2 separate regions of the Homo sapiens genome follow, and region 1 is linked to region 2. A link is a contact called in ENCODE Hi-C or POLR2A ChIA-PET data. All regions are on one chromosome and are shown on one strand. Each heading gives the region's core, a stretch centred on a gene start or an enhancer-like site at or near the end of the contact. The rest is flanking DNA. Distances are from core to core; before and after follow the strand shown. Region 1 overlaps COPG2 (coat protein complex I subunit gamma 2). Region 2 holds the start of MESTIT1 (MEST intronic transcript 1, antisense RNA).

Evidence for each region. A loop is a pair of places that touch in the nucleus more often than their neighbours do. ChIA-PET counts read pairs that join two places held with the same protein, here RNA polymerase II (POLR2A). Pooled maps may share reads with other maps.
Region 1: a map with no recorded cell type shows a loop between it and region 2 (2.6-fold over the local background). The contact joins the enhancer-like site here to the promoter of MESTIT1 in region 2. A Hi-C loop is called at or near these places in 5 of 37 single-sample maps with no recorded cell type and 7 of 50 pooled maps. POLR2A ChIA-PET finds 5 or more read pairs at or near these places in 4 of 52 experiments (CD8-positive, alpha-beta T cell, activated CD4-positive, alpha-beta T cell, activated CD8-positive, alpha-beta memory T cell and 1 more).

The regions. Positions count from the first base shown.
Region 1 is chr7:130,643,752-130,650,919 of GRCh38, reverse strand. All of the region lies in intron 5 of COPG2 (coat protein complex I subunit gamma 2), which reads left to right. Among named protein-coding and RNA genes, the nearest start is that of COPG2, 21 kb to the left of the region's middle. Within about 2 kb of position 1,804, at least 2 of the 41 ENCODE cell types and tissues checked have a DNase peak (open chromatin) inside an H3K27ac peak, as active enhancers do.
Region 2 is chr7:130,487,980-130,495,517 of GRCh38, reverse strand. It overlaps MESTIT1 (MEST intronic transcript 1, antisense RNA), which reads left to right and starts at 4,541. Exons shown (of 2, transcript NR_004382.2): 1 at 4,541-4,676; 2 at 5,551-7,538. It overlaps MEST (mesoderm specific transcript), which reads right to left and starts at 3,433. Exons shown (of 12, transcript NM_002402.4): 1 at 3,179-3,433; 2 at 1-150. The coding sequence starts at 3,204. RefSeq lists a silencer at 4,396-4,605.

The DNA of each region.
Region 1 (7,168 bases), core at 555-3,054, 160 kb before region 2:
GGTGTTGGCTCAGTCATTCAGCAGTGTCAGGGTAGTGTCTCTTGAATTCTTTGGACATTCTCCATTGTTGCAAAATAGATGCCCAAATTACTGGCAATGTACCATATTCAAGGCTAGAGGGGTCCTGGGAAGGAAGCCAGGGAAGGCCACACCATCTGCCTCTTTCATCAGGAATCTAATATCTTTTCCCAAGGCAATTTTTAGATTTCACTTGGCACAACTGTGTTATATGACTATCCTTAGGAAGCCAGGAAAGTGAGTATTTAGTATTTTATAGCCCAAGTATTAGGGACAGAAAAGGGAGAAGGGGTTGAAAATGGATGTCGGATTAGTTAACTAATGGTGTCTACCACAAGTAAAAAAACAAACAAATGAACAAAAAAACCCAGAAAACCTTCAGTTAGATTGCTAGATTCACTAATATTTTGAAAATTTTAAAATAAATTAGTTGTTGACTGAGAGTTTTTTGTTTGTTTCTTTTAGCGCTGTCAATACTTGCCTCTGAGTTTTGCTAGGCTACCTTGAATTATGGTGTATTTCTATTAATAGTTCATTTTAAGTGATTAGTAGTTGTGGTAGGCAGGATAATAGTGACCCAAAGATGTCCACGTCCCAATTCCTAGGACCTGTGAATATGTACATTACATGGCAAAAGGGAATTAAGATTGCAAAACAGCAGATAGGGAGATTATTTTGGATCATTCAGGTGGGCCCTTTAAGGACTACACTTCTTAAAAATGGAAGTGGGATGCAGAAGAGGCGTCAGTAAGAGATGTGATGATGGAAACAAGGTCAGAGATGCAGTGTTGCTGGATTTGGAGATGGGGGAAGAGGGCCATGAGTCAAGGAATGTGGTAACCTCTAGAGACTGGAAAAAGCAAGGATTCACCCTTCTAGCCTCCGGAAAGGACTGTAGCCCTACCGATATCTTGATTTTAGCCCAGTGAGACAAGTGTTGGACTTCTAACTTTTATAACTGTAAGATAAAGAAATGAATGTTGTATTTTCCTCTAAGTTTGTGGTACTTTGTTACAGCAGCAATAGAAGACTAATGCAGATTTTGGTACCTGGAAGTGGGGTGCTGCCGTAACAAATACCTAAAAATGTGGAAGTAGCTTTGGAATTATGCAGTGAGCACATCTGGAAGAATTTTGAGGTGCAAGATAGAAAACGCCTAGATTGCCATGACAATAGAAATATGGATGTTAATGACTCTATTAGACTTAGAAAAAAGTGAGCAGCAGGATAGAGAAAACATTTATCATCTTAGAGAATACCTAAATCATTGTGAACAGATGGTGGAAATGCATTAAAGGTGCTGGCTCAGAGGAAAATGTTGGGAATTAGAGGAAAAGGGATCCCTGTTATAGTGGCAGAAAGCTCATCAGGCTTGTATACTGCAATTACATGGAAAGGAGGACTTACAAACAGTGAACTTGGATGTTTAACTGAAGAGATTTCCAAGCAAAGTGTTGAAGTTATGGCCTAGTTATGGCCTAGTTTCTTTTTGCCACTAATAGTAAAATTGAAAGTAGAGAAATAAGTCAAGAAGAGACCTGTTAAACAAAAAGGAACCAGGGCTTGATGATTTTGGAAATTCTTAGTCTACCCAAGTGGCTAAGGGTGCTAAAGTCAGGAGTTTCACGGTCAGGAAAACGTGCTCTAAAGAAAAAGCCAAAGGAGTCACTGCACAACCTTTTGCTGAAACCTCAGAAAGATGAAAAGGTCAGAGCATTCACTCACACAAAACACTGAAGAGATCAAGGGGTGTGACTCATAGATTCCCTTAGCATCTAAGTAGAAGCCAGAAATAGAGATGGGATTATCTAGGCAAGATCTGTGGAGGAGCCTCTTGTCTAATGGAGTGAGTCTCTGTACTTATACAGTAGACCCACAAGGTTTTTGAGAATTCTACGTCAGCAGCAACTCAGAGCTAGAGAGAGAGGATGAAGTGAAAGACTCAAAGAGGAGGCAAAATTCCTCTTCATCTGTGGACCTATGGAATTAGAAAAGAAATGAGAGGATGAAGTGAAAGAAGGCTATCAGAGCCCCAAATTCTATAGGCAGGAAACAAGCCGATGAAACTACTCAGCTTTAAATACACGCTGGTTACCCTTTATGAAAAAGGAAGGAAGACTCTGAGGGCAAAAGGGCAGTCCTGTAGGGTGGAACTGAGAACTTTACAGAATTCTGCCCGTGCAGAGACCTATTCCAGGTTGCCTAACTGGATTTCAGAATTGCTTGGGACCAATGATGTCTTCCCTTTCACTTTCTTTCATTTTGAATGGGAATATCTGTAACTATATCCTACGGCAGTCCCGTCCTTGTATTTTGGGAGCAGGGGATTTCTTTTCTAATTCCGTAGGTCCGAAGATGGAGAGGAATTTTGCCTCAGGATGGATTATACCAAGAGTCTCACCCACACCAAATTTAGATTTTGATAATAAGATTGAGATTTTTGAGTCCATGAGATTTAGATGAGATTTTGGACTTTGAATTGATGCTGCAGTGTGTTGAGACTTTGGGGGGATCTTGGAAGGGGGTGAATGAATGTATTTTGCTTGTGAAATGGACATAGCCCTAATGACACAGTGATTTTAGCCCAGTGAGACTTATGTTGGACTTCTAATCTACAGAACTGAAAATAATAAATTCATGTTGTTTTAAGCCACTAATTGTGGTAATTTGTTACAGCAGGAATAGAAAACTAATATTATAGATGACCTTTCTGTATGCATAGAAAATTTGTTGGCTTGGCAAGAAACCATGGAGATTAAAAAAATCTGAAGGCACATACTTCACAAAAGAATATATGCAAATGGCCAATAAGCACAATGTTCTTAACATTATTAGTCATCAGGGAAATGCAAATTAAAATCTTAGTGAGATAGGCTGGGCACGGTGGCTCACGCGTGTAATCCCAGCACTTTGGGAGGCCGAGGTGGGTGGATCATGAGGTCAGGAGATCGAGACCGTCCTGGCTAACACGGTGAAACCCTGTCTCTACTAAAAATACAAAAAATTAGCTGGGCGTGGTGGCAGGCATCTGTAGTCCCAGCTACTCAGGAGGCTGAGGCAGGAGAATTGCTTGAACCCGGGAGGCGGAGGTTGTGGTGAGCCGAGATCATGCCACTGCACTCCAGCCTGGGCGACCGAGTGAGACTTCGTCTCGAAAAAAAAAAAAAAAAATCTTAATGAGGTACAGCATACCCACTAGAATGGTTACAACAAAAAAGCTTGACAATACCAAAATAAAAAAGCCTATTCCAATATCGAACATTTGGAACAATTGAAACTCCCATACACTGTAGATAGGAATGTAGAATGATACAACCACCGTAGAAAAGTTTTGGCAGTTTCTTATAAAGTTAATTATATACCTGCCCTGTGACCAGTAATACCCCTTCTAGGTATTTACTCAAGGAAAATGAATACATATATGGCCACAAAAAAGACTGTACAAGAATGTCATAACAGCCTTATGAGGGTTCTTCAAAAAGTTTGTGGGAAATGTGTGTTATGAAAAAATATCCATGGAGTTTGTATTAGTCCATTTTCATACTGCTATAAAGATACTACCTGAGGCCAGGCACAGTGCCTCACACCTGTAATCCCAGCACTATGGGTGGCTGAGGTGGGGCGGATCACTTTAGGTCAGGAGTTTGAGACCAGCCTGGCCAACATGGGGAAACCCCATATAAAAATACAAAAATTAGCTTGATGTGGTGGCACACGCCTGTAGTCTCAGCTACTCAGGAAGCTGTGACAGGAGAGTCGCTTGAACCTGGGAGGCAGAGATTGCAGTGAGCCAGGATCTCACCACTGCACTCCAGCCTGGGTGACAGAGCGAGATTCCATCTTAAAAATAAATAAATAAATAAATATATATATACACATATATATATATACATATATATATACACATATATATATATACATATATATATACACATATATATATGCATATATATATATACGTATATATATATACACACACAAACACACACTATCCGAGACTGGGTAATTTATAAAGGAAAGGGGTGTAATTGACTCACAGTTCCGCGTGGCTGGGGGAGGCCTCAGGAAACTTACAATCATGGCAGAAGGGGAAGCAGGCACATCTTACATGGTGGCAAGAGAGAGAAAAGAGTGAAAGCACAGCAAAAACTGCCATTTATAAAACTATCAGATCTCATGAGAACTCACTATCACAAAAACAGCATGGGAGAAACTGCCCCCATGATCCAATCACCTACCTCCCTCAACACGTGGGGATTGCAATTCGAGATGAGATTTCGGTGGAGATGACAGAGCCAAACCATATCAGAATTCAAAATTTTTTTGCACTAAAATATAAACTCATGACTAACTTGTTAATAACATGTCCGAACAGTAACTAGCTTGAGACACTAATACATCCGTTTGAAAATAATCCATTTCAGAGCAACATCAATTCTGCTAAAATTGAAACAAGAACAAACATTACATTTATGGTGAACTTTGGGTAGAAGAATGGTGAAATTATCGATGTGTTACAAAAAAGCATGGCAATAGTGACCCAAAGAAATCAGCAGTTTACAAATGGATAAGTTGTATTAAGAAGGGATGAGACAATGTTAACCATGAAGCCCTTCGTCTTCAGCAGCAGACCATCTACATCAATTTGTAAAACTGATGATTAACAGCAGCAATAGCCAATGTATGGACACCTCATTTGGTTCAGCCTTACCCAATTCTGACTGATAAAATTAAAGTTGAGCAAACTATTTAATGGATGTCAAAACTATTGCATCTAGATTGGCTGCAGGCAAGAGCAGAGCTTTAAGTGGAAGTTTTAAACAAGTGAGATCAAGATCCTGAGACATTTCCTTGAGGAATTATAACGGGAGAAGAAATGTGGCTAGCAGTCCAATCCTGAAGACAAAGTATGATCAAAGCAATAGCTACCAAGAGGTGGAAGTGGAAGTGGTCCAGTCAAAGCAAAAGTGGACCTGTCAAAAACAGGGCAACAGTTTTTGGAGATGCTTGAGGGATTTTGCTTGTTCACTTTCTGGAGGGCCAAGTAATGATAATAGCTTATTATGAGAGTATTTAGAGAAAGTTGGCCAAAGCTTTAGTAGAAAAACACTTGGGAAAGCTTCACCAGAGAGTCCTTCTCCACCGTGACAGTGTCTGTTCATTTGTCTCATCAAACAAGGGCAATTTTGCAAGAGTGTCCGTAGGCATCCACCTTAGAGTTCTTATCTGGCTTCTTTCTTTTGCTTCCTAATCTTGAAAAAAATCTCTAAAGAGCACCCATGTTTCTTCAGTTAATAATGGAAAAATGGGTGAGCGTGGGGGATGTGGCTGGGTGGGTGCCGGGGCTTCACCTCCAAGGCAGTGGCCGGATCATGATTGAGGTGATTGAGCCCCTGGAGCCTCTAGTGCCTGTGGATTTTGGCAGTCTCGAGGCAGTGGTCCGGTTGGAGAAAGACATCATCTTCGCCCATGGGCTCCACCCCATGGACACCGACGGGTGGAGCCCATGGAGTCGGTCCTGGAGGGCAGATGTCTATACCTGAGATCTAACAATGTAGTAGAAGGCAACTGTGCTGAAGAATTACTACAAAACTCCCATTGCGTCGTGAAGGAGTATTTTGTGGCCCCCCAGGTAATATCTCTTTGCCAAAGCTGGATGAACAAGAGCCTTTCTCACACAGCCGAGTAGCTCATTCTGGAAAGGGGGTACTCTCTGAATACGTGGAAGCATGAGGACCATATTTTCTTACTGTGAACACTAATTTTCCTGCTTTTTCCAGTCACCTGAAAAAATGGATGCTTAAGCATTTCTTTTCTTTTTTTTTTTTTTTTTGTTTTTGGGATGAAGTCTCGCTCTTGTCCCCCAGGCTGGAGTGCAATGGTGTGATCTCATCTCGCTGCAATCTCTGCCTCCTGGGTTCAAGCGATTCTCCTGCCTCAGCCTCCTGAGTAGCTGGGATTACAGGCACCTGCCACCACACCCGGCTAATTTTTGTATTTTTAGTAGAGAAGGGGTTTCACCATATTGGCCAGGTTGGTCTCGAACTTGTGACCTCAGGTGATCTGCCTGCCTCGGCCTCCCAAAATGCTGGGATTACAGGCGTGAGCCACTGCGCCCGGCCAGCATTTCTTAATAGCAGACTCTTCTGAAGACAGAATTGGGAAATATCTGGCACCAACAAGGCAATGAGTTCCTGATGCTAACTGAAGTAAAAGGAAAGCAAAAGTCAGCTTCCAAGGAAATAGCTTCCAAGGTATTCACTTAACAGGCCTGTTCAGTATGGAAGACACTATTTATCCCCCTTTAACTCTCGCCAAAGGACTATACCAACTGCATGAAAGTGAACTTTTACATCTACTTAAATGGTAGATGGAGCACCTTGATCACTATGTGACAACCTTGGTTGTCATTTTTAGTTGCTATTTGAATTGATTTGAGCAGCCCTATCTTCACCGGACATACCTGAATTTGTTCCTAGGTACCCACTTTGTTCCTAGAAAAGGGCTAACTTTCTACTATGGTCTGAAGAGTGTTCAAAGTAGACTAGAGCTTGGGAACTCCTAACCTAGAACCATCTGCCATCCCACAAAGTGATTAGATGCAAAAGGGATACTAGTCATACCTAGTGTTTCTCTTTCTGAAAAGAGAACTTATCCTAAAAGTAGCCATGGGCCTGGGACAAAGTAGCCCTTTCCACCCCCAAAATGATTATTAGATTGACGTGAGTCCAAGATTGTGGAGTTTTTTGTTTTTTGTTTTAAAACAGATACCAAGAATAAATGAAACCTATTTAGGGATTCATTCTCTAATTAATAGATTCTAAGTAATAGAATCGGAGAGAGACTTTTTCCTCTAACCAAACTGCCAAAGTTGTTTTTGGCTAAGAATTTCCCAATGATCTTTGCACTGCTGCTCATTTCTTTTATTTTTCTGAGATAGGGTCTCTCTCTGTCACCCAGGCTGGAGTGCAGTGGTGTGATCACAGATCACTGCAACCTCCAACTTCTGGGCTCAAGTTATCCTCCCACCTCAGCCTCCTGAGTAGCCAGGACTACAGGTGTGTATCACCGCCTCCAGTTAATTTGTGTGTGTGTTTTTTTTAAATAGAGATGGGGTCTTGTTATGTTGCCTATCTGGTCTTGAACTCCT
Region 2 (7,538 bases), core at 3,292-5,791:
TAGAAGATACGCAGTCCCTTGTAAGTGAAAAACTTGCCTGAAGACTTCCATGAGTGAAGGGCAGGGGAGAGCTGAGGGGGTGGGATGTGCAGGTACGCAGCAAGCAGGGGCACGGCCAGCAGCCCCACCTGGACCCACCACTCCCTCATCCTGTAGGAAAAGCAGAGACCCACTGTAAGCAGTCAGGTAACATTGTCCACTCATCTACAAACCAAAACCTGGTAAGATGGGGTGGGAGATTGCTGTTACCATGCAATGATTACATTGCCCTTCACATAGGCACAAAGCTGACCGAGACTATAATCAAACCTCTGTCTGCCATAGCACTCACCATATTTGTTCATCATTCTAATCTTAAGGAAAAAAAATACATTATTTCAACATATAATCTTCTGCCTCTGCTCCCCGACTTTAACCCCTTAGCCCCTACCCTTGTGGTCTTCCCAATACCTGCTGAAGAGGACTTTATATAAATAAAAGGGACATGACTTAAATGCTGGACACTCTTTCGTTGACTTTTATCAAGGCTTCCCAGGAAAAAAATAACTTCTTTCTTATTTACTCCAAAAGCTCTACCATCTACCCACTACCCCCAACCAGTAAAATGTTCAAAAAATATATATGTGCTATATCTCATGTTTTAAAGAGTGTGTGTGTGTAGTAACTTATCACATGTCCTCAAGCAGAGAGCTACTCCTGATTTTCAGCCCTCCTGCCTAAATGAAGCCCCATTTAGTACTCCTTTCTGGATTTGGGCTGAGAAACTGCTCAGGGTAAACAGTCTGTGAAAGTAAGATAGCTGCACTGTGTATTCCAACATAAGCAGCTTTGTCATGACCCTGAATATCTAATCTCTTGAGAGGTCAAGGCGGTAGATTACATTTCTGCTTTTCTTAGCAGACTCTTTAAGTTTCCATTTAATTTCCTAAGATGCTCCCCCACCCCCAGATAAGGCATAACTCATACCCAGCGTGTGAGAATTGATTTTGTCTTTGGAAAAAGAGCACTGGTTGGTACACCCAACCCTCCCATGCCCAGGACTTCAAAGGCACAAGTCAGTTTATCCACATTGACAAGGAGTGCCAAACAGGAATTATAAACCGTTCTGTTTCAAGTCTATGACTTCTGATGGTCAACAGATCAAGAATTGTCAGTAGAATGGAAGTTCTCTCAAAACAGCCAGAATGGAAATAATACCCTCCAAAACTAAAATTAGAGTTGTCATAGAGCTGAAATAAATTAATTGCTAAAGCCCTGGGGGAAATGGCTTTCCGTCTGTACACACATTCTTCCCTATTGCCTGTAATCTACCTACCCGTTCGCTAACTTCCTCAACTTACAAGATACTTTTCCCCCCCATATCCCTGATACTTTTTGCTAAAATCTAAAAACAAGCCTGTGGTTTTACAGTGGTAAAATAACCATGTTTCTTAAACAATGTCAGCTCCCCAGGCTATTTTTTAGGCATTATTAGGGCAGTCATTTCTTTTTTTCTCCAAAGTACCTGTCCATAAGACGGATAGAACCATTTGGTCCTACTTCTCAAGGTAATACTAGAAATGGTTCAAAAAAGTGCCAGAACATGATGGTTATATCACAGTTTTCACCCAACAATAGCAGGCTGTATCCCAGTATCTCCTTGAAAGGTCAGATGACAAAAACCATTAGGTTTTGACGATCATTTGCCCAGCCCTATCTGTCCTGTACTTCAATGTATACATTTTCATGTGCAGATTTCATTACTCCTTTCCCCCAGTGCTTCTCATCGCATTCATCCCCGGGGTTCCAGCAGCTGAATCTCTGCAGTGACTCAGCAGAGAGCCCCGGGAGGGGCGGCCAGAGCGGCAAATGGGGAGGCTTCCCCGCCGCTGCTCAGGGAAAGTGGGGGGTTAAAAAACGAGGCTATCGACCAACATACTCCACTCCTGGACACCCCCCTCCACACCCTCCTCCTCTTACTCCAAGAAAGCAAAGAGGCAACCTCTCAGGGGGCCATTTTTTGTCTTATTACCTCAGTAAAAATGCCCCCATGAACTTTTAGGATTTTTAGAAGTGAAGCAACCTAGCCGTCAGTAGGCAAAATGGGTTAAGCAAACATTTTTTGGCCAAAATCCCAACTATTTGATGAGCCATGAGCGGAGACAATAAGCAAACTCCAGTAACAAACTTTCCAAAAATTTCTGAGCCTTGATTTCTTCATCTTGTAAACAGAAAAACACACTCCCGTAATAATACCACCCAACCTGCCGCCCACCTGATGGCGTCGCCGCGAGACGAACCACTTTGAAAACCCGCGAAACCAAGGTGAACAATCCCTGCGCAACATGACAGTTTGGTCACATCGCCGTTCTCACTCGCGCTTGTTACTGAAATCTGAAAAATACTTAAGGCGGCTGACGGGCACTGCGAGTTCTAGTCACTGCGGTGACTCCCGCCACCGTGATACCTGGGTCTTGAAATCCTAAGCTGCACCGCGGCGATCTCGGCACTGCGATTATCCCGTTCTTGAAATCCTAAGGTGCGCCACGGAGACACCGGGGTTCTAAAAATCCTACATCGCACCAGGGCGATGCTGGGGCCTATCCTTTAAGTCGCACCAGAGCGATGCTGGGGTTCTAAAAATCCTACATCGCACCAGGGCTTTGCCGGGATCTATAAATCCTAAATCGCGCCACGGCAACGGCGGAGTCTAAGAATCCTGAATCGCACCAGAGGGAAGCCGGAGTCTAAATATCCTAAATCAAACCAGGGCGATGCTGGGGGTTAGAAATCCTAAATCATGCTGCAGCAATGACTGAGTATAAAAATCCTAAATCGCACCAGGGTGATGCCAGGATCTAAAAATCCCAATTCGCATCAGGGTGAGACCAGGGTCATTATGGATCCTAAGTCATATCAAGATGACGCTGGGGTCCAGAAATCCTAAATCTCACCACGACGATCCCGGGGTCTAGAAATCCTAACCCAAGGAGGTCCCGCGTTCTGAACATTCCATTGCGGGCAGGAGTGACACCCCCTCCTCAAGTAGGCAGAGCGGGCGCGGAATGCGTGCCGCCTGTCGGTAGAGTTTTCGCCCAGAGGCAGCCCCAGCTCGGACACGGGCACACAGTCCTCCGCTCGCCTGCGCCCTAGTCCCAGGGCCGCCAGCCACACCCCCTCGTTCCCACCGCACACTCACCTGCGGAGGCGATCTCGGCGCACCATGGCCGCGTTATCCCATGCCGCCCGCCGCAGCGTTGCAGAGCACCGGGCGCCGCAGAGCCCGCAGCCGTGCAGAGCTGGCCAGCAGCGGGGGCGCAGCCCGCAGCCCACAGCCCGCGCAGGGCGGCGCCGCGCCGGGCAGCTACAGCCACTCCGGCGTGCGCTGCGGCACTGCGCTTGCGAGGCGCAGCTGCCGCAGAGGAGGTGCCGGGGTGTGCTGGTTGCCGCGGCAGCGCGGAGCGAGTGGGCACCGACTTTTAGAGCCCACCCGCGCCCCGCCCCTAGCCCGCCCATCGCCGCAGAACCCCTACCGCCTGCTCCCTTGCTCGCCGCAGAGCCCCTCCCAGCCGCTCTACCACCGCCATGGCCACAAAGATGGGGTGCCCCTCTAACAGTGGCTCCTTTAGGGGGCACCTTCAGGGGTGTCGAGCCCCCTCCCCAAGACCCCGCTGCTCCCTCGTTAACCGCCAACCCTGAGCCCGAGATTCTGCTGCAGAAACCCTCCCCTGATGAGTTAAGGCCACGGGCAAAAACAGCAGACCCCTGAGTGCCCCAACTCTTTCCTTAGACCACCCACAAACCCCACAGGCCGCCCACAAACCCCACAGGCTGCCCACAAGCCCCACAGGAGGATGGCCGCTCGAACTAAGGGGCAGCAGGGCTCTGGGGTGCCGGCCGTGGCGCCTGCTCCCATCCCTCGTTCGAAGCGTGGGTACTGAACCGTGAGAGGTGGCGAGCCACGAGGGCCCTATGCGCCCTAAGCTTAACTACCGGTAACCACCAAGGGCACGAGCAAGCGGCTAGGGAGCAACAAGCTCTGTTGGACCCACCACCAAGCTAGTAAACAGATTCATGGGATGGCCACTATGGCCAAAGTTGCACAAAGTCCGGTTTCTCCCGCTCCAGCCACCGCCGCTGCGCGGGGCAGGTTTCCTTTACAGCAGCGCGACGTGGTCAGCATGCCAGACGCCTGGCCACAGCAGCGCCCTCGCAGCCCCGCTCGCTGCATGCGCCGGTCCGCGCTGCACAGAACAGTGGGCACAATTAGGAGAGCAAAGCCCCCTTTATTTACGTAAGATAGAATCACAATGCAAGGGCCCAGAGGCACAAGAAAGAGGGAGGAATTTTTCTAATCCATAATCCTTTAAAAGGCATCCCTTACGCCTTTGAAAAGTGTAGAGTATCACGAAGTGTCTGTGTTCATTTTCTGACCGTAAACTGAAATACTGGTGAACAAACGTGGGGTGCGAGCGGGTGAGCGGGGCGGCCGGCCGGTGCCCGCTGCATCCAGAGGGGGCGCTGCAGGCCTCCCTTCGGCTGCGCACGGCCCGGGCCCTCCGCGGCTCTGCAACTCTGCACCCCGAAAGGTTCGGTGCTGGACCGCGGGGCATCCAACCCGGGACCGGGGGCGACCCACGGACACTGAGGAAACTACCGCCTATAAGCCTATCATCAGAACCTCTGGCACAACACAGGTACACTTCTGCAGGGGTCTGGTTGCCCCCAGAAAAAGCACTCATGAAACAAATGCTGATTTAGCACCTACAGGGCACTAAGAACCGGGGGTGCGAAATAAATGAGAAATAGCCCCGGCCCGAAAACAACACACGGGCCATCTGGAGGGGAAGACAGACAAGAACTGCCACTTTGTAAAATTTTCCTTTTAATTTCCTAGCGACGTTTGTGGCAGTTGACCCACTCCTCCCTAACGTGTAAGGCCCTCAGAGGCAGAGCCCAAGTATTATTCACCTTTTGTAGCCCCAGAGCCCGCCACGGTGCCGGCCACAAAGCTGGCCCCTAATAAATACTGCTTGAATGAGTACAAGAATTTGAGGGCGCACAGGGGAGGAAGTAATTAAGGGGAGGGGCGAAGGGTGGTCTTGAATGATGAATAGACATTTACCAGAGAGACAAAGAACATTCCAGCCGGAGGGGACGGCTTTCGCAAAGCACCGGAGGCTCAGGGCCGCGTGTTTGGGGAAAACGGTTAGTCCTTTGAGCCGGCAAAAAATTAGGATAGCAAGAGAATTTCATCGTAGGGAATTAGGAATTTGTTCTAGAGAAAATGAGAAGCCACAGATGGATTTAAACTCTTTATGGCCTTAATTGGTTACTTAACAAAATTTAAATTAGTCTCTTTACAAGTCAAAGATTACCTATTTTAACTACCACTACCTTTTAAAGACTGAATTACTCTGCAAAATCTAAATCGGTTCTTCCAAAAAGGTAAAGGCTTTCCTATTTTAATAATAACAATAACAAAAGCCTTTGCATTATATATTTTTCATATTTATTGTTAATGGAAACTTTGAGTCCTACAAACAAATTCCACACTTTCATTCTCACCAGGCCAGAAACACCAGCATCCAAGATGAAGGCAATTTTCTGTTTATGGACTGAGTACCCCACAAAAGATCTTATTCTGAAGGCCATGGAACATGTCTACCCACATGGATCAAGTGGGCAGACTGGAGGAGAAACAGTTTAAAGGCCCTGGGGGAAGGAGGGAGCGCCAGGGAGAGCTCCTGAAGACAACAGGAATTCCAAGTCTGGCACTCGGGAGAAATCCTCCCTTCAGACATTATTGATGTCTGGCCGAGGAGTTAGGAAAAACTTCCTTGAAGGAGGGATTGAGGTTGAGATGGGCATGGAACCCAGATCTTAGGCAGAGAAAGCATATTCCTGTTTGGAAGAACCCTGAGTACAGAAGTCAGCTCAAAGATATCAGCTTGGCCCAACCAGGAATTCGCTGTGGGAAGTCTAAGAGAGAAAATGCTGGCCATAATCCCCCAGGAGCCAAAGAGTTAACGAATCTTCTAAATGTGCCTGATTTACTTCCAGAAAGGAGCTTCCTCCGCAGGGGGAGAATTTGACCCAAGGTATAAAACACTTGGAGCCCTGAGAAAACACACAGCCACACATAAATTCAAAGTCGGCTCTGGCTTGCTCGAAGTTGCACCCTTTCAGTTCCTCTGGACAGATGCTATCCTGGACTGTGCAGGATATCTCATGCAGTAGTACTCCCTCAGCCAGTGGCTTATCACACATTCTTGTCACATTCCAAGTCTAACACAGTTCCGCCTCATGATAAGACCTCAGATCTGTGCAAAAATTCATGTAGAAAGCTCTGCATTTATTATCTCGCTGATTCACAACAGTGGTATGGGATCAGCAGAGATGGTACCACAGATTCAAGAACCATATTTTTCTAACCCCAGTTTGAGACCCATAATATGACAAGTGCAGGATATTTATGGAGACAACAAGACACAACCGGGACTGCCACTTTCAAGAGCCATCATTGTAGATTCAAATCAACTAAAACACTTCATAATGGGAGAAACTTGGTTGAACAGGAGCACATGTTAACGAAGGGGTTTTGGTTGAGAAACTTACTGAATCAGTAAGACAGGACCCTTAAAAAGGCTACTGTGACTGCAGACTGAGGGGAAGTACCAAAAATAAGCTAATCCTACTCTATTATGCTGGTTAGAACTCACAGAAAGCATTTTATTCTGTTCTACAGAGCAGATACATATTGAAACAGAGACAAATAGGAATGTGTTCAGAGAAGGTCAACTAAATGAATTGCAAACTGAAGGTGTAACAGTTCTCGTATTTTAAGCTCCTACCATGAGCATGGATCTTCACCCAACATATCCCTGATCCTCACAGTAGCCTGGCTAGATGAGTATTTTCACTCACAGATTTCAGAGAGAGATACGGCAGCTCGGAACGCTAAGTGTTAGGATGTGAAGGGGCTGGGAACTGAACGCAGATGTGCCTGGCTCCAAAGTTGGCCTTCTTTCCACTACTCCACACTGCCTCCCTGTTTGAAATAGATGGGCATGTTTGGTTTGAAGAAAAGAAGCCTTGTGGAGTAAGTAGAAGAAGGAAATGTGTTAGCAGTCCTCAAATATTTGTGGAAGCAGCATTAGACATTTTATTCTGTATGGCTCCAATGAGTGCAAATTGTAGAGAAACAGATGTCGATTCAACATAAAGAATTTTCCAACATAGGGGCTGTCTAGAGGGATTGGGTGGCTCAGCCATTTTGGTATGGGACAAATTCTCTGTCCACTGGGGGCTGGGTAACCCTGTGGCAGGTATGCGAGCTCTGCATGTAAGACAATGAATGACCTGCAAGGTCTTTTCCCATCTGATGTAAAATAAGGCTCCAAGATGAACTGGAACTTGGCCAGGGTGATCCTCTACTGAGGGGACAAATTCACAGCTCAGTCTTCCCTAGTTATGTCCCTCAGCCCAGAACCCTTGGTACAACATGCTGCTTTGTACTGAGGGCAAGGCAAATTGAAGACATTATCATCAATAAAATC